Regions from separate parts of the Homo sapiens genome. Here region 2 is linked to region 1. Evidence: read pairs that join two places in POLR2A ChIA-PET (ENCODE). Cell type or tissue: GM12878. All regions are shown on one strand. Each heading gives the region's core, and the rest is flanking DNA. Links, peaks and the distances in the headings are about the cores only.

Region 1 (12,375 bases), core at 3,624-8,623:
TTACATTGGAGAAGGTTCAGGCATTTGCCGGCCATTTTAGGCAGGAAGAATAATATGAACAAAAGAATTATTATGTACTTCCTGTACCTCATTTTTGAAGTTTTTAATCTCTTCACTGACAATTTATGTTGAAAATATTTTTTAAAAATAATCTGCTTGATTTTAGCTTTATAAATCTGCCCCATCCTATGCCCTGTATGATGCAAAATTAGCTATGATACCGCCTTTTGATTCATACTAACATCCCTCTGCTGAGACCTTAAAGGCTTCCTTTCCTTTCCAGAAAACTGCTGATGTAAGCCAAATGGAATTTTAAAATATGTATATGCTTTTTTTCCTTCTTTCAGATGCGTGGCCAGAAAGTTCTTATATTTATGGATTCGAATGACTTTTGGAAGAGTATTTCCCTCTAAAGCCAGGTAGTATTAGCTCAGAACAACATAATTGTGTTGAGTTCATTCTAGGGTTTTCTTTTATATTAAGCCTGTATATAAACTTCATTATGGCTTGTGCTGTTACATTCCTCCCCAGCCTCCAGTAGGTAGAAGCAGTCCCTAATATAACCATGTAATACAGTGGTAACTTCATATCTGTTAGTTGACTGCAGCTGCATTCATGGTGAGCTGTGAATGTTATCTACAAAGTAGCCAGTAAAGGTTAAGTTTTAGTGTTCAGTGGTGTGGCCTTTAGCTAGCTACTGTGGCCTTCAGCTTCAAAGAAAAAGAAAGAAAAAAAAATAACAAGCAAGTGACCAAATGAAAGAATCAGGCAGGGCGCCGTGGCTCACGCCTGTAAACCCAGCACTTTGGGAGGCCGAGGCGGGTGAATCATCTGAGGTTAGGAGTTCGAGACCAGCCTGGCCAACCTGGTGAAACCCCGTCTCTACAAAAATTAGCCGAGCAGCCAGGCATGGTGGCTCATGCCTGTAATCCCAGCACTTTGGGAGGCCAAGGTGGGCGGGTCACCTGACATCGGGAGTTTGAGACCAGCCTGACCAACATGGAGAAACCCCGTCTCTACTAAAAATACAAAATTAGCCGGACGTGGTGGCGCATGCCTGTAATCCCAGCTACTTGGGAGGCTGAGGCAGGAGAATTGCTTGAACCCTGGAGGCGGAGGTTGCGATGAGCCAAGATTGCACAGTTGCACTCCAGCCTCGGCAACAAGAGCGAAAGTCCCTCTCAAAAAAAAAAAAAAAAAATTAGCTGAGCATGGTGGCATATGCCTATAATCCCAGCTACTCGGGAGGCTGAGGCAGGAGAACCACTTGAACCCTGGAGGCATAGGTGGTGGTGAGCCGAGATCGCGCCATTGCACTCCAGGCTGGGCAACAGAGTGAAACTCCATCTCAAAAAAAAAATAAATGAATAAAAATAAGAATAAAAAAGAATCATACTTAAGTAAATCAGGATAGATAAGATCTCTCTGGGAAAAGTGTTTGCCCAAGAGAAGTAATTGAGCTCTTTCAGGGCACTGGTGAGACTGACAGATTGGCTTGATCAAGTGCAGAACCTGGGGGAAAAAATTGGCTTTGGCAAAGGAAATGAAATTTTAGTGAGGAGCAAATTCCTCTGTCATAGCTTCATTTTGTATAGACCAGTGCTGCCCATTGCTGTGGTTTTGGGTTATAATTGCTTTAGCTGCAGTGCTAAGAGTGGACTGCAAGAGAGAGTCACAGGAGTCAGGGACACCATACAGAAGGCAGGGGAGCTGGAGAGAAGGGACCAGTGCGAGGTATGTTTCCAAAGGAGAATTGGCAGCCTTTGAGAATGTAAGCACTTCTTAAAAACTGAAATGTCTTGGGTTCCCTCCTGCTCCCCTCTTCCCCTTTTCTTTCCCTTACTGTAATCTTTCCTGTTTCATTTTTTGACAGTCTGACTCCTTCATTCAATGTCTCTCAAGCCAACTTGGCCTGTGTGTGTTTTCTGAAATCTTTTCTTTGTATACTTTATGAGGGGCCCTGCTGTTCCATCTCTTCCTTTTTGTATGTTTACAGTGAAGCTCCTGATGTGGCTATGTTACTGGCCAGGTCTAGGTCCATTCTGCCCATGTGTGGTAAATCAATCACTGTGACACAGGTTTTGCAAAAGAGAAAAAACTTACTTGCAAGGCCACTGAGCGAGGAGGTAGGAGAACAGGTCTCAAACCGGCCTCCCCAAAGATAAGCCTTAGGGATATTTGTGGGTTAGGGAATTGGGGTGGTTTAAGGTGTGGGGAAAGGTGATTGGCAGTGGGGAAAATGCAGTAACATTCATTGCACACAAGTGTAGTCAGGGTTCATGGCATGTCATAGGACACGTGTACAGAAAATAGAGGCGTTAACATGATCCAAGGGTGGAGTTTTTGGCCCTCAGGCATCAAAAGTCCCTCTCGGGCTCCTTCACAGGCCCAGTTGAAGGGTTGGTGGTCTCTATCAGTTTGAACTGTACAGGAGCTAGCCCAGGTTTCCTGAAGAATAACTGAAGTGACCATTGCCATGGTGACCTATGAATGTTATCTACAAAGTAGCCAATGAAGGTTAAGTTTTAGTGTTCGGGCCGGGCGTGGTGGCTCCTGCCTGTAATCCTAGCACTTTGGGAGGCCAAGACAGGCGGATTACTTGAGGTCAGGAGTTTGAAACCAACCTGGCCAACATGGTGAAACTTTGTCTCTACTGAAAATACAAAGAAATTAGCCAGGCATGGTGGCAGGTGCCTGTAATTCCAGCTACTAGGGAGGCTGAAGCAGGAGAATTGTTTGAACCCGGGAGGCCGAGGTTGCAGTGAGCCGAGATCATGTGACTGTACTCCAGCCTGAGCAACAGAGAATCTGTCTCAAAAAAGTTGTAGCGTTCAGTGGTGTGGCCTTCAGCTTCAAAGAAAAAGAAACAAAAAAAAAAAGAAACAAGCAGCGACCAAAAGCAAGCAGGGCAGCTGAGCTGATCATGTTACTCCCTTGTTTTCAGCTGTAGCCTGTCCCAGCTGCAAGTGCTAGGCATTGTTCACCTCTATTTTACCTTCTTCTGAATCTTGGGCATGTCATCCTTCACTGCCTTGGTAGCTCTTCAGTGCCTTAAATAAATTTTTTTGCTCTGCTTTTTTTGTTGTTCATTGGGAGAATTGATCTAAATTGCTATTGTCAGAATTCTCTCTTTTTTGTTTAATTTATTGCATATTCTATTCTCCACTGTTAGCTTAGAAGTTATATTCTGTTTTACTCTTCCTTTACTGACTGTCCAGATAAGTTACAAATGTGAATGTGTATTTTCATTCAAATACAAATGTATATTTGTAACTTACCAGAATCTAATGTTAATTGGTTCTTTACCCTCTTCCTAGATAAGACAGAGTCCTTAGAATACTTTAGCTCTGCCCATCTCCCTCTCTTTGTGTATATTTTTAAATCTATAAAGCATTATTACTCTCATTTTATTTTATTTTATTTTTTGAGACAGAGTCTCGCTCTGTCGCTCAGGCTGCAGTGCAGTGGCACAAGGTTTTACCATGTTGGCCAGGCTGGTCTTGAACTCCTGATCTCAGGTGATCTACCCACCTCGGCCTCCCAAAGTGCTGGGATTACAGGCCTGAGCCACTGTGCCCAGCCTATTATTCTCATTTTATATAGCCAATATTTATTTAGATTTATTCACATATTTACCCTACTTACCCTTCCTTTTTCATTTGTTTTTCTTTTTTTGCCCTAACATTACAACAAATATTTACCCTTTCTGTTGCCTTTTTTCTTTCTTCTCACATCTCCAGGTTTCTATCTGTGATAATTTTCCTTCTCCTATCAGAACGTCCCAGGGTATTCTCTTTCGGGTAGGTCTGCTAGTGAGAAATTCTCTCATATTTTGTCTAATTCCATCTTCACCTTGGAAGGATATTTTCACTGGGTATGAAAGTCTGGGCTGCTGGTTTTTTCCCAGCACCTCAAAGATATTCCATCACTGTCCTATGGCTTCCATTTCTAAGCTGTTAGTCTAATTTTTGCTCTTTTGAAGATTCATTGCTTGTCTTAGTTTTCAGAAGCTTGGAATTTATTTTCTTATAATCTTTTATCTCATTTTGAGATTGTAAACAAGGTTTTTTTTTTTCTTTTTTGTGGACAAATCTTCTGGCATACTTGTGTTTATATATGTGTTATTCTGCTCCTTATCTTCTTTCCTCATATAACTTCAAATGCTTTTTTTTTTTTTTCCTGAGACCGCATCTCACCCTGTTGCCCAGGCTGGAGTGCAGTGCCATGATCTCAGCTCAGTGCAACCTCCGCCTCCTGAGTTCAAGCAATTCTTCTACCTCAGCCTTCCACATAGCTGGGACTACAGGCACCACACCCAGCTAACTTTTTTATTTTTAGTAGAGACAGGGTTTCACCTTGTTGGCCAGGCTAGTCTTGAACTCCTGACCTCAGGTGATCTGCCCAACTCAGCCTCCCAAAGTGCCGGGATTACAGGCATGAGCCACGGTGCCCGGCCTCAAATGCTTTTTTATTGCTTTTTTTTTTTTTTTTTTGAGACATAGTGTTGCTTGCTCCGTTGCCCAGGCTGGAGTGCAATGACGCGATCTCGGCTCACTGTAACCTCTGCCTTCCGGGTTCAAGCGATTCTCCTGCCTAAGCCTCCCAAATAGCTGGGATTACAGATGCGTGCTACCACACCCAGCTAGTTTTTGTATTTTTAGTAGAGACAGCATTTCACCATGTTGATCAGGCTGGTCTCGAACTCCTGACCTTGTGATCCGCCCGCCCTCAACCTCCCAAAGTGTTTGGATTACAGGCATGAGCCACCGCGCCTGACCTTTTTTTTGTTTTTTCTTTTTTTTCTTTTTGCTGAGACAGAGTCTCGCTCTGTTGCCCAGGCTGGAGTGCAGTGGCGCGATCTTGGCTCACTGCAACCTCTGCCTCCTAGATTCAAGCAATTCTACTGCCTCTCCTGCCTCTGCCTCAGCCTCCCAAGTGGCTGGGATTACAGACGTGCACCACCATGCCCGGCTAATTTTATTGCTTATTTTTATGTGAAATTAGTTTTCCTGAATTTTAGTTTTTAAATTTATATGTCTTTATATATTTTTTAGAGACGAGGTCTCGCTGTATTGCCCTGCAGTGGTGTGATCATAGCTCACTGCAGCCTTGAACTCATGGGCTCAATTAATCCTTCTGCCTCTGCCTCCCAAGTAGCTGAGACTGTAGGCACAAGCCACCACACCTGCCTTATTATACTGAACTTTTAGAGTGAGTCAAGGTTCGGTTAAGTTTTACTAATTTCATAGAACTCCTTCTTCTGTTGTTTTTGTTTAGGGTTCAAAAATATAGTGGCTTTTTTAATGGGGTATCCTGGTTTTGTTCCCTTACCACACTTGGTCTGGATTTTCTTTTTCCTTGTCTCTTTTGACCCTCTCCTGCTCAAATTTTTTTCTACCCGTGGCTGTTTCTCCTCCATATGAAGCCCTGTCCTAGAAGGGTACCCTGGCAGATGAGTTTTGAGATTCCCTAGGGGCTGGACTGCTCTAGCTGTTTCAGTTCTTATGTGAGCCCTCGTGCTGGAGAGGATAAAACTCATAGTTTCAGCTGCTGGTCTTAAATTGGGCCTCTGTACCTTCCAACAACAGCTCATTGGCTATTTTAGGGTTCTCCTGTTGTTAGGTTCCTCAGATGCTACTCGGGGATCCAAAGATTGAAAACTGTGTTGCTACCTCCACTATTTTCCTAAAATCCGTTTTATTTATTTATTTATTTTTTGAGACGAAGTTTTGCTCTTGTTGCCCAGGCTGGAGTGCGGTGGCACGATCTTGGCTCACTGCAACCGCCACCTTCTGGGCTCAAGCAATTCTCCTGCCTCCGCCTCCTGAGTAGCTGGGATTAAAGGTGCACGCCACCATGCTCTGCTAATTTTTTGTGTTTTTAGTAGAGACGGGGTTTCACCCTGTTGGCCAGAGTGGTCTCAAACTCCTGACCTCAAGTGATCCACCTGCCTTGGCCTCCCAAAATGCTGGGATTACAGGCATATGCCACCATGCCCGGCCCTAAAATCTATTTTTTACTCAATTTTATTTATCTATATTTGACCCATATTTGACTGGGAACCTCTTTTCAAATAATGCCTTCCAAGTCCTTGGGAAATGCTGATTGTATGTTAGAAGTACATTGACTCTAAGAGAAAGCCTAACAATGGCTGAAACAAATTGAGATTTGTTTTTTCTGTTTTTTGTTTTTTTTTTTAAAATTAACTTTTTTTTTACCTTTAGAGACAGGGTCTCACTATGTTTTCCAGGCTGGTCTTGAACTCCTGCACTCAAGCGATCCTCCCTGCTCTGCCTCCCAAAGTGTTAGGATTACAGGCATGAGGGGATTTACTTCTTTTTTTTTAACAAGCCACCTGGAGATTGGCAGTTACTGGTATTGCTTCAGCTGTTCAGTGATGTCGTTTTAGACTCAGGCTTCTAGTACCTTTCTAGTTCAACATCCTTAGCACATTGGCCCTTTGTCCTCATAGGTAACACTTCGTAGTTGCAAGATGACTATTCTAGCTTTACACAGGAAGGTGGGGGTAAGGGTGGCGTCAGTTTGATCTCTTTATCAGGAAAGAAAACTTCCCTGGAAGTTCCCCACTGCATTCTGCTTCTGCCTCATTGGCCAGAGCTTTGTCACCGGCCACCTTTAGCTACAGAGGAGGTTTGGAAAGAAATCTTTCTGGCCTCTGTAGTGGATACTTACGAGAAAAAGGGCTTGGCAGTGGGTGTTGGGTTAGCCAGTGACTGCTAGCTAACCTGCTACATTGCTTTAAAACATTCGCATTATGCTGTTTTTCATGTCTTCGCTCTTCAGTGGTAGGCGGGTGTAGAGGAAAGAATACTGGACTAGAATTAAGGAGACCTGAGCTTCGGTTCTAACCCAGGCCCTAGCTAATTGTTTGATCTGAGGATAGTTACGCCTGTAGGCCTCAGTTTTGCAAATTACAAAATGATAGAGTGAGAATATTTGTTTTCTAAGCAGCTACCAGAATTAGAATTCTGATACTGTGTTTCCATTGACTTAGAAATTTGTGAAGGGATAGTTATTTTCTAATATCTATATATCAATATCAAATATCAATCTGTTAAAATCAAGTAGGTTCTTTGTTACTTGGGGGAACATTGGGCATCCTGATCTTTGTTTTTAGGCTTTTTCCATACTGAGTTATTTATTTCTCAATTTTAGGAGTGTTAGGCGGGAATAATATCATACCACAAACTACAGAATAATGCCTTTATGTGCTTAGATAATGTTTTAGCTTTGTTTTTTGTTTGTTTGTTTGTTTTTGAGACCGAGTTTCACTCTTGTTGCCCAGGCTGGAGTGCAGTGACGCGATCTTGGCTCACTGCAACTTTCGCTTCCCGGGTTCAAGCAATTCTCCTGCCTCAGCCTGCCAAGTAGCTGGGACCACAGGCATGCGCCACCATGGCCGGCTATTTTTTGTATTTTTAGTAGAGACGGGGTTTCACCATGTTGGTCTCGAACTCCTAACCTCAGATGATCCACCCACCTCAGCCTCCCAAAGTGCTGGGATTACAGGCATGGGCCACTGCACCCAGCCTTAACCTTTTTTTTTTTTTTTTAAGTACAATTTCCATTTTATTTTTCTCTGGAGAATAATTTTTCTTCAGTCCTTAAGGACACAGTTTCTTAACGGGTTTTAGTGGGAGTCATGGGGCAACGCCTGCAGGTCGAAATGGAGGTGTGGGTATTCAGTCCTAGCAGCCTTCATGAGATTGATTTCTAACTACTTTGCTGTGAATGGCACAACTCACATATTAAGGTAGCTTCATATATGGCTTGGGTAGCACCTAGGCATCAAAGATCCTCACTTCAGAAATGTCCCTGACTGCTGCAGCCTCTACTGTGTTTCAAATGATGAATTTCTCCTGTTTTTGTTAAAGTCACTACATTTGCTAAAATCAATGATGAATTCCTAAACTTTCTTTAACTTGACCTACCAGGTAGCATTAGAGAGTCCATCATTTCCTTCTTCTAGAATACCTTTCTTCTCCCAGGTTCTAGTTACCATCCTCTTGTGTTTTTTCTCCTACCTGTTTGACTGCCCCTTCTAACTCTCCTTTGTTGATTCTTCCTCATCTGAATATCCCAACACCTAGTCTTTGCACTGCTTCTCTAGCTGCCTCACAACCAAAATCTCATTAAATCTCACAGTGATTCTCAGATGTGTATGCCCAGCCAAGACCTCTGCCTTGAAACTCTGGACTTTTACGTACGTGACAACTCCACTGGGTGTCACACCATAGTATGCCCGAAACTGAAATCGTCATCCTCCCCCTCTCAGTGAGTGGAAACTCCATCCTTCCAAGTGCTCAGGTCAGAAATGGTGAAGTCATCCTTCACACCTCTTGTTCTTTCACACCCCAATTTAAAATGCCATATGCCAAAATCATGTTGCTTCAACCTTCAAAATGCATTCAGAATCCAGCCACTTTTCAGACCTCCAGTAGCTACCACCCAGTCCAAGCCATCAGCATCTCTCCCCCGAGTGACTCCAATGGCCCCTCATTGGTCTCCTGCTTCCTGTCTTGCCCCTAGTCAGTATCTTCTCAGGAGGTAGTCTGAGTAAATCAAGTCACATCATTCTGTCAAACTTCCAGTGGCTTCCTGCTGAAAGTAAAAGCCCAGAGTCCTTACTGTGGTCTATAAGACCAACCAACTTTTTGTGTCACCTATTGAGTTTGTTTTTCATTTCTGCTGTCATATTTTTAATTTCCGAGAGCTTGTTCTTGTTCTCTGCATGTTCCCTTTTTAATTTCCAAAAGCTTCTTTTGTTCTCTGCATGTTTCCTTTCTTTTTAATAGTATCCTGGAGGCTCAAAATTTTTTGAGGATAATGTGGTTTAAGATTTTTATCTGCTTACACTGTGTTTCTTCTAAGATCCTTTTTTCTTTGTATTTTTGGTCACTCTGTCATGTTGGAGCCTTTCCTCAAATGTCAAGAGATTCTTTATTGTCTGTTTATATTTAAGAGCAGGACCCTAAAAAGCTTATTTTAGAAGCCTTTTTTTTTTGAGACAGGGTCTCACTCTTGCCTAGGCTAGAGTGCAATGGCATAATCTCAGCCCACTGCAACCTCTGCCTCCTGGGTTCAAGTGATTCTCCTGCCTCAGCCTCCAGAGTAGCTGGGATTACAGGCATGCACCACCACGCCTGGCTACTTTTTGAATTTTTAGTAGAGATGGGGTTTCACCACGTTGGTCAGGCTGGTCTCAAACTCCTGACTTCAGGTGATCTGCCTTACCTCGGCCTCCCAAAGTGCTGGGATTACAGGTGTGAGCCACCACACCCAGCCAGAAGCTTTTATATGTAAGCATGAAGACTTATAACTTGAAGGCTTCACTGTAGGCTTTTGGGGCAGATTTCACCAGGGAATCTAGCTGTCTGTGTCTCTGAAGGCCTTTCCCCTTAGGTTGATCAGTTTTCCCCAGACAAAAGAGATACCCTCTAACTCCTTCTGGCACGGGGTGGGGGGGTGGGATTGAGATGAAGGTGGTAATTTTTTAATTTTTTAATTTGTTATTTATTTATATTTTATTTTATTTTATTTATTTATTTATTTTTATTTTATTTTATTTTTGAGACAGAGTCTTACTCTGTCACCCAGGCTAGAGTGCAGTGGCGCAATTGACTCACTGTAACCTCCACCTCCCAGGTTCAAGCAATTCTTCTGCCTCAGCCTCCTGAGTAGCTGAGATCACAGGTGCCCACCACCATGCCTGGCTGATTTTTGTGTTACTAGTAAAGACGGGGTTTCACCCTCTTGGCCAGGCTGGTATTGAACTCCTGACCTTGTGATCCACCCACCTTGACCTCCCAAAGTGCTGGGATTACAGGCGTGAGCCACCGCGCCCAGCCTACATTTTTTTTTTTTTTTTAAACAGAGTTTTACTCTGTTACCCAGGCTGGAGTGCAATGGCATGATCTCGGCTCACTGCAACCGCCACCTCTCAGGTTCATGCGAGTTGCCTGCTTCAGCCTCCCAAGTAGCTGAGACCATAGGCATGCGCCACCACGCCTGGCTAATTTTTGTATTTTTAGTAGAGATGGGGGTCTCGCCATGTTGGCCAGGCCGGTCTCGGACTGCCCTCAAGTGATCCACCCACCTTGGCCTCCCAAAGTGCTGGGATTATAGACATGACACTGCATCCAGCTGAAGGTGTTAATTATAAGCTTGGCTGCAAGCAGGGAAAGGGATGGTGGGTGTCATTGTTCAGTTTGTAGACTTTTGGTCTAGGACCATCTCCCAAGCTTTGCCTAGTATTCTGGAGTCCAGTTCTCCTCTGGCTCGCCTCTCCGGAGATATACCTGAGTCTTTGCTTGAGTGAATATGAGTGAATAATGGGATCCAGGGGCCTAACCACTTCTGACACATAGGCTTGCAAACAGTCCTGTGTTTTCATCTCAGTCCACAGCTCCTCGCCTCCTGATGCGTCTCATTTCCACCCCTTTCTGGGGCCTGTGCCACCAGCTGGGTGCTTCTTGTCTCCCTTCTCCCCCTACAAGAAGACACTTAGTTCTCTCCTTTATCTGGTGATTCATCTGCCACTCTCTTGCCTAAAATTGACTAAAATTTGTTGACGGCTCTTGTCTGTCACCCTTTCTCCTATTCTCTTGGTCTTTTTAGGCTTACACCTTTTTGAATACATTTGCTGTTATTTAATGCGGCGTGGGGAATGGAAGGAGGTAAATGGTTATGTTCATTTCACCATGTGCAAACGGTTCCTTTTTATTACAATTTTTTAGAATTGTAGGCCAGGCGTGGTTGCTTGCGCCTGTAATCCCAGCACTTTGGGAGGCCGTGGAAGTGGATCACAAGGTCAAGAGTTCAAGACCAGCCTGGCCAACATAGTGAAACCCCGTTTGTACTAAAAATACAAAAATTAGCCAGGTGTGCCTGTAATTCCAGTTACTCAGGAGGCTGAGGCAGGAGAATTGCTTGAACTCAGGAGGCAGAGGTTGCAGTGAGCCGAGGTGGTGCCACTGCACTCCAGCCTAGGTAACAGAACAAGACTCCATCTCAAAAAAAAAAAAAAAAAAAAGAATTGTGAATAAATCTGTTCAACAGTCTTTCAAATATTATAGAAATGTACAGTTTAGGCTGGGCATAGTGGCTCACGCCTGTAATCCCAGCACTTTGGGAGGCCGAGGTGGGCGGATCACGAGGTCAGGAGATCAAGACCATCCTGGCTAACATGGTGAAACCCCGTCTCTACTAAAAATACAAAAATTAGCTGGGCATGGTGGTGGGTACCTGTAGTCCCAGCTACTCCGGAGGCTGAGGAAGGAGACTGGCGTGAACCTGGGAGGCGGAGCTTGCAGTGAGCCGAGATCACACCACTGCACTCCAGCCTGGGTGACAGAGTGAGACCCCGTCTTTAAAAAAAAAAAAAAAAAAAGAAATGTACAGTTTAGGAGCCAGTCTCCTATAATCTCTCCCCCACCCCCCGAGAGAGAACCACTGGCATTAGTTTGATATTCTGGAGTCTTTTCAGGCTTTTAATGTGTATGATGTAATCATTTATGTATGCATACACACATGCTTGTTTATATGTACACAAATGTGTGTGTGTGTGTATATTTGATGTATTCCAACATATGGGTGCTATAAATACATAAAAATAGGCCGGGCATGGTGGCACATACCTGTAATCCCAGCACTTTGGGAGGCCACGGCAGGCGGATCACCTGAGGTCAGGAGTTCAAGCCCAGCCTGGCCAACATGGTGAAACCCCATCTCTACTAAAAATACAAAAATTAGCTGGGCATGGTGGTGTATGTCTGTAATCCCAGCTACATGGGAGGCTTAGGAAGGAGAACCGCTTGAACCCGGGAGGCGGAGGTTGCAGTGAACTGAGATCGTGCCATTGCACTCTAGACTGGACGACAAGAGGGAAACTCTGTCTCAAAAATATATATATAAATACTATTATTTATTTATTTATTTATTCATTCTTTGAGACAGAGTCTCACTATATCATCCAGGCTGGAGTGCAGTGGCCTGATCTCAGCTCACTCCAACCTCCACCTCCTGGGTTCAAGCAATTCTTGTGCCTCAGCCTCCCAAGTAGCTGGGACTACAGGCATGCACCACAACGCCCAGCTAATTTTTGTATTTTTGGTAGAGATGGGGTTTCGCCACGTTGGCCAGGCTGGTCTCAAACTCCTGAGCTCAAGGGATCTGCCCACCTTGGCCTCCCAAAGTGCTGGGATTACACGTGTGAGCCACTGTGCCTGACTTAATTTTTTTTTTCTTTTTTTTTTTTTTGAGACGGAGTCTCACTCTGTCTCCCAGGCTGGAGTGCAGTGGCGCATCTCGGCTCACTGCAAGCTCCGCCTCCCAGGTTCACGCCATTCTCCTGCC
Region 2 (12,375 bases), core at 2,551-7,550, 130 kb before region 1:
CTTCTTTCATTCTGCATAATTTTGCATTCATGTTGGTGAGCTTTTAATTCTCTCTCGTGGTCTTTTTTTCTCTCATTTTGTATAAACTTTTTGAGCTTGGCCAACATGTTGAAACCCTGTCTCTACTAAAAATAAAAAATTAGCCAGGCATCTTTAATACCAGCTCCTAGGGAGGTTGAGGCAGGAGAATTGCTTGAACCTGGGAGGCAGATGTTGCAGTGAGCCGAGATCGTGTTACTGCACTCCAGCCTGGGCGACAGAATGAGACCCTGTCCCGGAAAAAAAAAAAAAAAGTTGCAAACATAGTACAAAGAGTTCTCGTATCACTTGCCTGCTTCTCCTGTTGTTAACATCTTACATAACCATAGAAAAATTATCAGAGATAGATGAACATTTCTGCAACAGTATTCACTAAACTATAGATCTTATTTTAATTTTTACCTGTTTTTTCCACCAGTGTCCTTTTTCTCTTCTAAAATTTTTATCTAGGATCATCCCATGATGCATTTAGCTATTTCTGTCTATTTGTTTGCCATCTGCAGTAGTCTCTGTCTTATCTTTTGTGACCTTGTCACTCTCAAAGAGTAATGATCAGTTATTTTGTATAATGTTCCTCAATTTGGGTTTGTGTGATGTTTTCTCTTGGTTAGACTTATTAGGTATTTTTGGCAAGAATACCACAGAAATGATACTGTCTTTCTCAGTGCCTCCTACCATGGGATTCATATTGTCAGTATGTCTTATTGGTGATATTGTCCTCCATCAATTGGTTATGGTTGTGTCTGTAGGGTTTCTCTAAAGTTACCTTTTTTTGGACAGTTAATATATATTTTAGGGGAGATACTTCAAGAAGATGCAAATCCTGTTTTTCCTCAAACTTTTGCCTGCTCATTTTCGCATCCATCTGTGGGTCTTGTCTGTAACAGTTATTATTGTACTTTTGCCTCATGGTAATTCTCCCTCGCTCTGTCACCCAGGCTGAATGCAGTGGCACGGGTACGATCATGGCTCACTGCAGCCTCGACCTCCTGGGTTCAAGTGATCCTCCCACCGTAGCCTTCCAAGTAGCTGGGACTATAGGCATGCACTACCATGCCTGACTAATTTTTTATTTTTTTGTAGAGACAGAGTCTCAATATGTTGTCCAGGCTGGTCTTGAACTCCTGCACACAAGCAGTCTACCTGCCTCAGCCTCCTGAGGTGCTGGGGTTATAGGCATGAGCCACTGTCCTGGGCCTGAGTATGTTCTTTTGTTTGTTTTATTTTTATTTTTTATTTTCATTTTTCTTTTTTTTTTTTTTGAGTACGTTCTTGAATGGAGAAGTTGAACTGTCTCGCACCTGCTAAATCAGTTTTCATTGCAGTTTATTTAATGCAAAGTATATTTCTGTAATTTCTTATATTCTTAGAGCAAAGCATATCTGATTTAAATTATGTTTTGGTCAGGCGTGGTGGTTCAAGCCTATAATCCCAGCACTTTGGGAGGCCGAGGTGAGCGGATCACCTGAGGTCAGGAGATCGAGACCAGCTTGGCCAATGTGGTGAAACCCTGTCTCTACTAAAAATACACAAAAAAAATTAGTGGGGCATGGTGGCGGGCACCTGTAATCCCAGCTACTCGGGAGGCTGAGGCAGGAGAATTACTTGAACCTGAGAGGCAGAGGTTGCAGTGAGCCGAGATCACACCACCGCACTCCAGCCTGGGTGATGGAGCGAGACTCCCCTTTTTTTCCTTCTTTTTTTTTTTTTTTTTTTTTTGAGATAGAGTCTTGCTTCATTGCCCAGGCTGGAGTGCAGTGGTGTGATCTCAGCTCACTGCAACCTCTGCCTCCTGGGTTCAAGCAATTCTCCTGCCTCAGCCTCCTGAGGGAGCTGGGATTACAGGTGCCCGCCACTACGCCCCACTAATTTTTTTGTGTATTTTTAGTAGAGACAGGGTTTCACCATGTTGGCCAAGCTGGTCTTGATCTCCTGACCTCAGATGATCCGCTCACCTTGGCCTCCCAAAGTACTGGGATTACAGGCTTGAGCCACCATGCCCAGCTGAGAATCCCTATGAAAAAGCAAGGCCAGACACTGTGTCTCATGCCTATAATCCCAGCACTTTGGGAGACTGACGCGAGCAGATCACTTGAGGTCAGGAGTTCGAGACCAGCCTGGCCAACATGGTGAAAACTTGTCTCTACTAAAAATACATAAAAAAAATTGGTGGGGCATGGTGGCGAGCACCTGTAATCCCAGCTGCTCAGGAGGCTGAGGTGCGAGAATCGCTTGAACCTGGGAGGCGGACATTGCAATGAACCAAGATTGCACCACTGCACTTCAGCCTGGGCGATAGAGCGAGACTCATTCTCAAAAAAAAAAAAAAAAAAAAAAAGATATTTTAAGTGATGTTTTAATAAGCTGCATCTGTTTTCAGTTCATTTATGTGTATAATTCAGTATTTGCCATACAGTAGACCCTTGGTATTTTTAGATTTTATATTTGTTTTAACTGTTTTGACTGATTCTTAAGGGCAGTCAAATTAATAGTTTATAATTTTGCTGAGATGTAAATTTGAATCACATGTGCTGTGGGGTTGGTTTTTCAATCACATCATTAGGTACACTGAGTTCTGTGAAGTTTTACCTTACTGCATTTCCTGGGCAGTTGAGCAGTCATTTTTATCTTTTTAAAATCTTTTAAAATTTATTTATTTATTTTTATTATTTTTTGAGATGGAGTCTTACTCTGTCGCCCAGGCTGGCATAATCTCGGCTCACTGCAACCTTCGACTGTCGGGTTCAAGCCATTCTTGTGCCTCAGCCTCCAGAGTAGCTGGGATTACAGGTGTGTGCCACCATACCCGGCTAATTTTTGTATTTTTTGTACAGACGGGGTTTCACCATGTTGGCTAGGATGGTCTCGAACTCCTGAGCTCAAGCAATCTGCCTGCTTCGGCCTCTGGGAAAGTGCTGTGGAATTATAGGTGTGAGTTACTGGGCCCAGCCTGAGCAGTCATTTTTTACTGGGGACATACATCAGAGTCACTTGTAAAGCCTTTTGAAGTACAGATCCCTATCTGTTGGCCCTTCAAATCAGAATCTGCAGGGATGGGTTTCAGCTCTCTACATTTTAAAAGTTTTTCCAGGTGATTCGGTTGTGCCTGCTTAAGAACGGCTACAAAAATTTTTGTGAGTTGGGGATTTGCAGAAATTGCAATATGTATCATATGTAAATATCAAGATTCAGCTGATACCTGCTGTAAGGAATTTATATGGAGGCTCAGCCTTCTGAAAAGTGGGGGAACACTGAAAAATATTAATGTAGAATTGGCTGGGCATGGTGGCTCACTCCTGTAATCCTAGTACTTTGGGAGGCTGAGGTGGGTGGATTGCCTGAGCTCAGGAGTTCGAGACCAGCCTGGGCAACACGTCGAAACCCTGACTCTACTAAAATACAAAAAATTAGTCAGATATGGTGGCATATGCCCTGTAGTCCCAGCTACTCTGGAGGCTGAGACAGGATAATTGCTAGAACCTGGGAGGCAGAGGTTGCAGTGAGCCGAGATCACGCCACTGCATTCCAGCCTGGGTGGCAGAGTGAGACTCCGTCTTTTAAAAACAAACAAACAAAAAATAATGTAGAATAATGGATTTTGGCTAGAAAACATGGGTTATAACCTATTAGGACTATGACTTTGGACAAGTCACTTACCTGCTGTGAACTTCAGCTAGTATCCTTATCTCACAGGGTTGTTAGGCATTTTCAAGGAGGTAAGGTACATAAAAAGCCCGGCCTAGGTGCAGTGGCTCATGCCTGTAATCCCAGCACTTTGGGAGGTCGAGGCGGGCAGATCTCGAGTTCAGGAGTTTGAGACCAGCCTGGCCAATATGGTGAAACCCCGTCCCTACTAAAAATACAAAAATTAGCTGGGCGTGGTGGCGTGCACCTGTAGTCCCAGCTACTCGGGAATTTGAGGCAGAAGAATCGCTTGAACCCGGGAGGTGGAGGTTTCAGTGAGCAGAGGTGGCACCACTGCACTCCAGCTTGGGCGGCAGAGTGAGACTCCTCTCCCAAAACAAACAAACAAACAAAAAACGCCTATAGGCTGGCATCTCCCAAAACTAACAGACAAACAAAAAACGCCTATAGGCTGGGCGTGGTGGCTCACGCCTGTAATTCCAGCACTTTGGGAGGCTGATGCCGGTGGATCCCTGAGGTCAGGAGTTTGAGACCAGCCTGGCCAACATGGTGAAATCCCCGTCTGTACTAAAAATACAAAAAAGTTTGCCAGCGTGGTGGCAGGTATCTGTAATCCCAGCTACTTGAGAGGCTGAGGCAGGAGAATCCCTTGAACCCGAGAGGCAGAGGTTGCAGTGAGCTGAGATTGTGCCGTTGTACTCCAGCCTGGGCAAAAAGCATGAAACTCCATCTCCAAAAAAAAAAAAGCCTGTAGCTGACATTTAGTAGGTGCTTATTAAAAGTAATATTCACACACTCGCTTATAAGGAAGATTGGATTTGGGTCTGATAAATTATAGGTACTTGAGAAATAAATTAATTCTGTTTGATATTTTCAAATTTATAACCAGTTTTTTCTTTCATCCTCTTCCCCCATTCTTAATCTTGCAGCTCCTGGATCTCCCAGGTATCATTGAAGGTGCCAAGGATGGGAAAGGTAGAGGTCGTCAAGTCATTGCAGGTGAGTGGTTTAAGTGCCACCATCCTGGGATATCATTCCCTTCTCTGGTACTATTCTTTTAGTCAGGGACTACTTGGCTTGGAGATTATACCACAGTGAAGGGCATAGTTTCACCTGACTTCTCATTTAAGTTGAAGCTTGAAGGGACCTCAGCTGCAACGTTAGCAATGTTCTGAATCTCTGCTGTCCAACATTGTAGCTCCTAGGCATGTATGGGTATAGAGCTCTTGAAATGTGCCTAGTACAATTAAGGAGCTAGTGGAGTCTGTATTGGACAATGCAGCTTTAGACATTTTATATGGCTGTCGTCTTGAGATTTTCTGCTCTTGTGTGGGATCTTCTGTTTCCTAGAGGCAGTGTCTACTTTTTTGGGATGTTTTGCTGAAGCACATTCTTTAATAACTTCCCCAGAGAAGATGAATGATACAGTTAAATTTTTCTGTCTTTTCTTTTTTTTTTTTTTTTTGGGACAGTGGCTCACTCTGTCATCCAGGCTGGAGTGCAGTGGGAGAATCTTGGCTCACTGCAACCTCTGCCTCCCGGGTTCAAGGGATCCTCCCACCTCAGCCTCCCAGGTAGCAGGGACTACAGGGGTGTGTCACTATGCCTGGCTAATTTTTTTTTTTTTGGTAGAGACGGAGTTTCACCATGTTACCCAGGCTGAAGCTCAAGTGATCTGCCTGCCTCAGTCTCCCAGAGTGCTGTCCTTTCATGTTTGAAGGTTATTTTTATTTTACCCTTGTACTGGAGTCATTAATTTGGCTATTTATAGAATTATAAATTAGAAGTCATTTTCCCTCAGAAATTTGAAGAACGCTATCTTCTAGCATCTACTATTGCTGTTGAGTCCAATAGTTAGAACTTTTTTTTGTTTTTTGATAAAAAACCAACTTTTTTCCCTCACTGGAAGATCTTAAAAGCTACTTCAGGCCGGGCACTGTGGCTCACGCCTGTAATCCCAGCATTTTGGGAGGCCGAGACGGGCAAATCACGAGGTCAGGAGATCGAGACAATCCTGGCTAACACAGTGAAACCCTGCCTCTACTAAAAATACAAAAAAAAATTAACCGGGAGTGGTGGTGGGCGCCTGTAGTCCCAGCTACTTGGGAGGCTGAGGCAGGAGAATGGCGTGAACCCGGGAGGTGGAGCTTGCAGTGAGCTGAGATCGTGCCAACAGAGTGAGCCTCTGTGTTAGAAAAAAAAAAGCTACTTCAGCAAACTAATTCTTGGTTTGGGCTTTTCCTTTTTCTTTGTTTTATTTTCTTTCTTTCTTTTTTTTTTTTTTTTGAGATGGAGTCTCGCTCTGTCGCCCAGGCTAGAATGCTGTGGTGCCATCTTGGCACACTGCAAGCTCCGCCTCCCGGGCTCATGCCATTCTCCTGCCTCAGCCTCCTGAGTAGCTGGGACTACAGGCGCCCGCCACCATGCACGGCTATTTTTTGTATTTTTAGTAAAGATGGGGTTTCATCGTGTTAGCCAGGATGGTCTCGATCTCCTGACCTCGTGATCCGCCCGCCTCGGCCTCCCAAAGTGCTGAGATTGCAGGTGTGAACCACCGTGCCTGGCCCTCTCTTTCTTTTCTTTGATTTATTTTGCTGGATATTTGGTGGAGCCTTTTTTTTTCTTTTTTTTTGAAACACTCCCATCACCTAGCCTGGAGTGCAGTGGTGGGATCTCGGCTCACTGGAGCCTCGACTCCCTGGACTCAGGTTATCCACCTCAGTCTCCCGAGTAGCAGGGACTACAGGTGCGTGCCACCATACCCGGCTAATTTTTTTGTATTTTTAGTAGAGACAGGGTTTTGCCATGTTGCCTGGGTTGCCTTTTTTTTATTTTTATTTTTAATTTCCATCTCCCTTTCCTGGTGTGGTAGACTCTTTCAGCATGATGACTCATATCTTTCATTTTATGGAAGATTTTCCTGTTTTCTTTGATAATTGCCTCTATTTCTGAGTTCCTTATTTATGGAAGGACTGCTAATAGAATGCTGGACTTCTGGGTTTATAATTTTCTTAATTTTCTTTTTTTATAAAGATAGAGTCTCACTCTGTCACCCAGGCTGGAGTGCAGCGGCCTGATTGTACGTAGCTCACCGTAACCATGAACTCATAGGCTCAAGCAATCTTCCCATGTCAGCTTTCTGAGTAGCTAGGACTACAGGCACGCAACACCGTGTGGGCTAATTTTTAAAATTTTTTTGTAGGGGTCTTGCTCTGTTGCCCAGGCTGGTCTTGAGCCCCTGGGCTCAGTGATCCTCCTGCCTTGACCTCCCAAAGTGTTGGGATTACAGGTGTGAGCTGCTGCACTTGGCCCTTTTAATTTTTTAAAATTATCTTTTGTCTCTTAATTTTTTCTTTATGTGATTTTCTCAGCATTGTCTTCTAATCCTGCTATTGAGTGTATTTCTGCTCTAGTATTATTTTTAATTTCTAAGACTTTGTTTCTGTCTTCTGATTTTTCCTTTTTTTAGCATCTTATTCTTGTTTCATGGATGCATTATTTTCTCTTAGACTCCTACCTATTGTGGGTTTTTTTTTTTTTTTTTTTTTTTGAGATGGAGTCCCACTCTGTTGCCCAGGCTGGAGTGCAATGGTGCGATCTTGGCTCATGCAATATCTGCCTCCCGGTTTCAAGTCATTATCCTGCCTCAGCCTCCTGAGTAGCTGGGATTACAGGCACCTGCCACCACGCCTGGCTAAGTTTTGTATTTTTAGTAGAGATGGGGTTTCACCACGTTGTCCAGGCTGGTCTTGAACTCCTGACCTCAGGTGATCCACCCACCTTGGCCTCCCAAAGTGCTAGGATTACAGGGGTGAGCCACCGGGCCCTCCCGACACCTGTCTATTCTTAACAAGAACACATATGACTTCCCTGTTGTCAAACCTGATGGCCAATTTATTGTCCACATCTTTCTAAAGAGAATAACACAGTTGATCACTCCATCCTTGGAGTATTTGCTTTACCTGATCTCTGACACCAGTGCCCCTTCCTGGTCTCCTTTGCTTGATCTGCCCCATCATCAGACTCTTTAAATGTGGATTGCCCCAACACCTAATCTTGGAGATTCTTTTTTTCTCTGTCTCTGCTCTGTCTATGCCAAATGAGAGTTATTTCATCTAGTTCTTTGGTTTTAAATGTCTGGATCTATATTCTAATGATTATGAAATGTGTGGCAGTAATTTGCCCTCTGATGAAGTGCATACCAGCTGCCAACATATCTCTGCTTGGATGTCTAATTAGGTGTCTCAAAGTTAACGTGTAAGATTACATTCTTGATCTTAGCTGAGGCGGGAGGATCACTTGAGCTCAGGAGTTTGAGACCAGCCTGGGCAACATAGTGATACCTCATCTCTATTAAAAAATGAAAGTAAATTTAAAAATTAAAAAACAAAAAAATTCTTGATCTCCCATCCTCAACTTGCTCTTCCCTTAGTCTTTTCTATCTCAGTAAAGGCAAATTTATCCTTCAGAACTTTTAGGTCAAATCTTTTTTTCCCTTTCATCCCGCACATCTACTGTGTTGTTATATCCAGCTGGTTTTACCTTTGAAATATATCTAGAGGCCAGCCACTCTTTTTTTCCCCCTTTTTCATCCTTAAGTGAAAAACTTATGTGACTGACATGCTGGCTACTATGCTAAGGAGGAAACTCTACCAAAAGGTTGAGTTAATCATGCTTCTCAGTTCATGGCACATTTTCTTTTTTTTTTTTTTTTAGAGATAGGATCTTGCTCTCTTGCCCAGGCTGGAGTACAGTGGCATGATCACAGCTCACTGCAGCCTCAATTTCCTGGGATCAGGTGATCCTTCCTTCTTAGCCTCTTGAGTAGCTAAGGACTACAGGCATGTACCATCATACCCGCTAATTTTTTACTTTTTGAGAGACAGTCTCACTATGTTGTTCAGGGTGGTCTCGAAAACCCCGGGCTCGAGAGTCTCTCTCTTCTCAGCTTCCCGAGTAGCTGGGACTGCTGGCATGTACGACCATGGCAGGCTGATTGATTTTTACTTTTTTAGGGGTAGAATCTCGATATATTGCCTAGGCAGTGATTGTTGTCTTACTGTTTTTCAAGTATTTCTCTTAAATTCTATGTCTAATATGATATCTACTAGTTACATGTGACTAACATTTAATTACAATTGAATAAAATTTAAAATTTAGTTCCTCAATTATGTAAACCACATTTTATGTGTTTATTAGCTACACTTGACTAGTAACTACTGTATTGCACAGTACAGATGCAGAATATTTTCATTATTACAGAAACTTTTATTGGATACCACTGCTCTCGATATTAATTCCTTGTCATCTTTAGACATTATAAATATCTTCTCCCGTTAATTTTGTCCAAGGTGGTATTTGTTGAATAAAAATCCTTAATTTTGTTAGAATCTACACTTTATTTGTAGCTGGGACCACAGGTGTGTGCCACCACGCCTGGCTAATTTTTTTGTATTTTTAGTAGAAACGGGGTTTCACCATGTTGGCCAGGCTTGTCTAGAACTCCTCACCTCAAGTGATCCGCCTGCCTCGGCCTCCCAAAGTGCTGAGATTACAGGTGTGAGCACCTGGCCTACTCTTTATTTTTTCTTATGGTTTGTGCTTTTAAAGTTTTATTTAAGAAGTCCTTATCTTTCCTTAGGTCTTAGATATAGTCTCCTGTTTTTTCTATACTTTTAGGTCCTTTATTTACCTAGAGACTACTCTTATATCTGATATTAGAAGGGTATCCAATTTTAATTTTCTCTGTATAATGGGTCACTTTCCCCAACACCTTCTTTTTTTTTCCCCTTTGATTCGTAGTGACTGCAAACTCTTCACCTATATTGTCACTTCCTTCATTATGCCTTGTCTCTAACATTATAGCCCCATAACTGGCCTTCTTGCTGCTATCCTACTGCTCTGTAGTATCTTCTCACTACAGCTAGTATGATTGTGTATAAGAAGTCAGATCAGTCCAGGCACGATGGCTCATGACTGTAATCCCAGCACAGAGGCAGGCAGATCACTTGAGGCCAGGAGTTCCAGACTATCCTGGCTAACACGGCAAAACCCGATCTCTACTAAAAATACAAAAATTAGCTACTTGGGAGGCTGAGATGGGAGGATCACTTGAACCTGGGAGGCGGAGGTTGTAGTCAGGTGAGATGACACCACTGCATTCCAGCCTGCGTGACAGAGTGAGACTCTGTCTCAAGAAAGCAAACAAAAAAAAGAAGTCAGATCATGTCATTTGTTGGCTATACCTTCTGATGTTTTCCCATATTATTTGGGATGAGACCCAAAGTCTTAACATAGCTTACAAGCTACGGTAAATGACCTGGCCCCTGGCTGCCTCTCTGACCTCCTTTTCTATCACTTCAGTCACTGGGCTTAAGATATCACTGGCCGTCCGGGTGTGGTGGCTCACAGTCTGTAATTCCAGCACTTTGGGAGGCCAAGGTGGGTGGATCACCTGAGGTCAGGAGTTCAAGACCAGCCTGGCCAACGTGGTGAAACCCCATCTCTACTAAAAATACAAAAATTAGCCAGGCATGGTGGCAGGTACCTGTAATTCCATAGTCTGTAATTCCAGCACTTTGGGAGGCTGAAGCAGGTGCATCACAAGATGAAGAGATCGAGACCATCCTGGCCAACATGGTGAAACCGCGTGTCTATTAAAAATATAAAAATTAGCTGGGCATGGTGGCGTGTGCCTATAGTCCCAGCTACTCAGAAGGCTGAGGCAGGAGAATCGCTTGAATCCAGGCGGCAGAGGTTGTAGTGAGCGGAAATTGCACCATTGCACTCCACCCTGGTGACAGCAAGATTCTGTCTCAAAAAAAAAAAAAAAAATAGCTGGATGTGGTGGTATGCTTCTGTAGTCCCAGCTGTTCGGGAGGCTGAGGTAGGAGGTTCTCTTGAGCCCAGGAGGTCAATCTGCAGTGAGCCATGATCATGCCACTGCACTGCAGCCTGGGCAGCACACAGACACCCTGTCTCAAAAAAAAAAATAATAATAATAATAAGGCCGGGCATGGTGGCTCACACCTGTAATTCCAGCACTTTGGGAGGCCGAGGCGGGTGGATCACCAGGTCAGGAGATCGAGACCAACCTGGCCAAGGTGGTGAAACCCCGTCTCTGCTAAAAATACAAAAATTAGCTGGGTGTGGTGGTGCGCGCCTGTAGTCCCAAGCTGCTCGGGAGGCTGAGGCAGGAGAATCGCTTAAACCTGGGAGGCAGAGGTTGCAGTGAGCCGAGATTGCACCACTGCACTCCAGCCTGGCGACAGAGCAAGACTCTGTGTCAAAAAATAATAATAATAAAAATAAAATCATGGCTGCTTGGTGGCTCATGCCTGTAATTGCAGCACTCTGGGAGGCTGAGGGGGGTGGATCACTTGAGATCAGGAGTTTGAGACCAGTCTGGCTATCATGGTGAAACCCTGTCTGTACTAAAAATACAAAAAGTAGCTGGGCATGGTGATGCATGCCTGTAGTCCCAGCTACTTGGGAGGCTGAGGCAGGAGAATAGCTTGAACCCAGGAGGCGGAGGTTGCAGTGAGCCGAGATCACGCCATTGCACTCCAGCCTGCATGACAGAGCAAGACTCCATCTCAAAAAAATAAAATAAATAAAATAAAATCAGGCTGGGCATGGTGGTACATGCATGTAATCCCAGCACTTTAGGAGGCTGAGGCGAGCGGATCACCTGAGGTTGAAAGTTTGAGACCAGCCTGACTAACATGGAGAAACCCTGTCTCTATTAAAAATGCAAAATTAGCTAGGAGTGGTGGTCCATGCCTGTAATCCCAGCTACTTGGGAGGCTGAGTCAGGAGAATTGCTTGAACCCAGGAGGCAGAGGTTGTGAGCTGAGGTCGCACCAATGCACTCCAGCCTGGGCAACAAGAGTGAAACTCCATCTCAAAAAAAAAAAAAAAGTCTACCACTGAGGCTGGGCATGGTGGCTCACGCCTGTAATCCCAACACTTTGGGAGGCCGAGGTGGGCAGATCATGAGGTCAGGAGTTCAAGACCAGCCTGAACAACATGGTGAAATGCTGTCTCTACTGCATCTCAAAAAAAGAATGAGGGGTCAGGGTCAGGTGCAATGGCTCATACCTGTAATCCCAGCACTTTGGGAGGCTGAGGCAGGAGGATCACTTGAGGCCAGGAGTTCGAGACCAACCTGGGCAACATTGCAAGACCCTGTCTCTACAAAAATAAAAATTAAAAAAAAGAAAAAAATAGCCATGTGACATGGCACACATGTGTAGTCCCGGATATTCAAGGAGACTGAGGCAGGATGATCAGTTGAGCCCAGGAGGTGGAGGTTATAATGAGCTATGATCATGCGACTGCACTCCAGCCTGAGTGACAAAGCGAGACCCTGTCTCTTCAAAAAAGAGAATTTTAAAAAATGAGGAACTAGAAAGTTGATGGAAGCAGAATATTTTTTTTTTTCTGAGATGGCGCTCTGTTGCCCAGGCTGGCTGGAGTGCAGTGGCATGATCTCGGCTCACTGCAACCTCTGCCTCCCTGGTTCAAGTGATTCTCGTGCCTCAGCCTCCTGAGTAGCTGGGATTACAGGTGTCCACTACCATGGCCAGCTAATTATTTATTTATTTATTTATTTTTGTAGATGGATTCTCGCTCTGTTGCCCAGGCTGGAGTGCAGTGGCGCAATCTCAGCTCACTGCAATCTCTGCCTCC

Evidence for each region. Peaks named below come from ENCODE experiments on the same cell type or tissue, not always from the same donor. Only the 100,000 strongest peaks of a DNase experiment are listed, where the experiment ranks them.
Region 2: POLR2A ChIA-PET joins it to region 1 with 5 read pairs; 3 of 35 experiments call an interaction of 5 or more read pairs at or near these places.

The regions. Positions count from the first base shown.
Region 1 is chr22:31,530,711-31,543,085 of GRCh38, forward strand. It overlaps SFI1 (SFI1 centrin binding protein), which reads left to right. Exons shown (of 33, transcript NM_001007467.3): 4 at 348-419. It also overlaps the pseudogene RPS26P59. Among named protein-coding and RNA genes, the nearest start is that of SFI1, 40 kb to the left of the region's middle. In GM12878, for the core only: no CTCF peak of the experiment used is centred there; DNase peaks (open chromatin) are centred at 6,501 and 8,291; H3K27ac peaks cover 3,333 bases.
Region 2 is chr22:31,406,399-31,418,773 of GRCh38, forward strand. DRG1 (developmentally regulated GTP binding protein 1) reads left to right here. Exons shown (of 9, transcript NM_004147.4): 4 at 4,614-4,683. Among named protein-coding and RNA genes, the nearest start is that of DRG1, 13 kb to the left of the region's middle. In GM12878, for the core only: no CTCF peak of the experiment used is centred there; no DNase peak of the experiment used is centred there.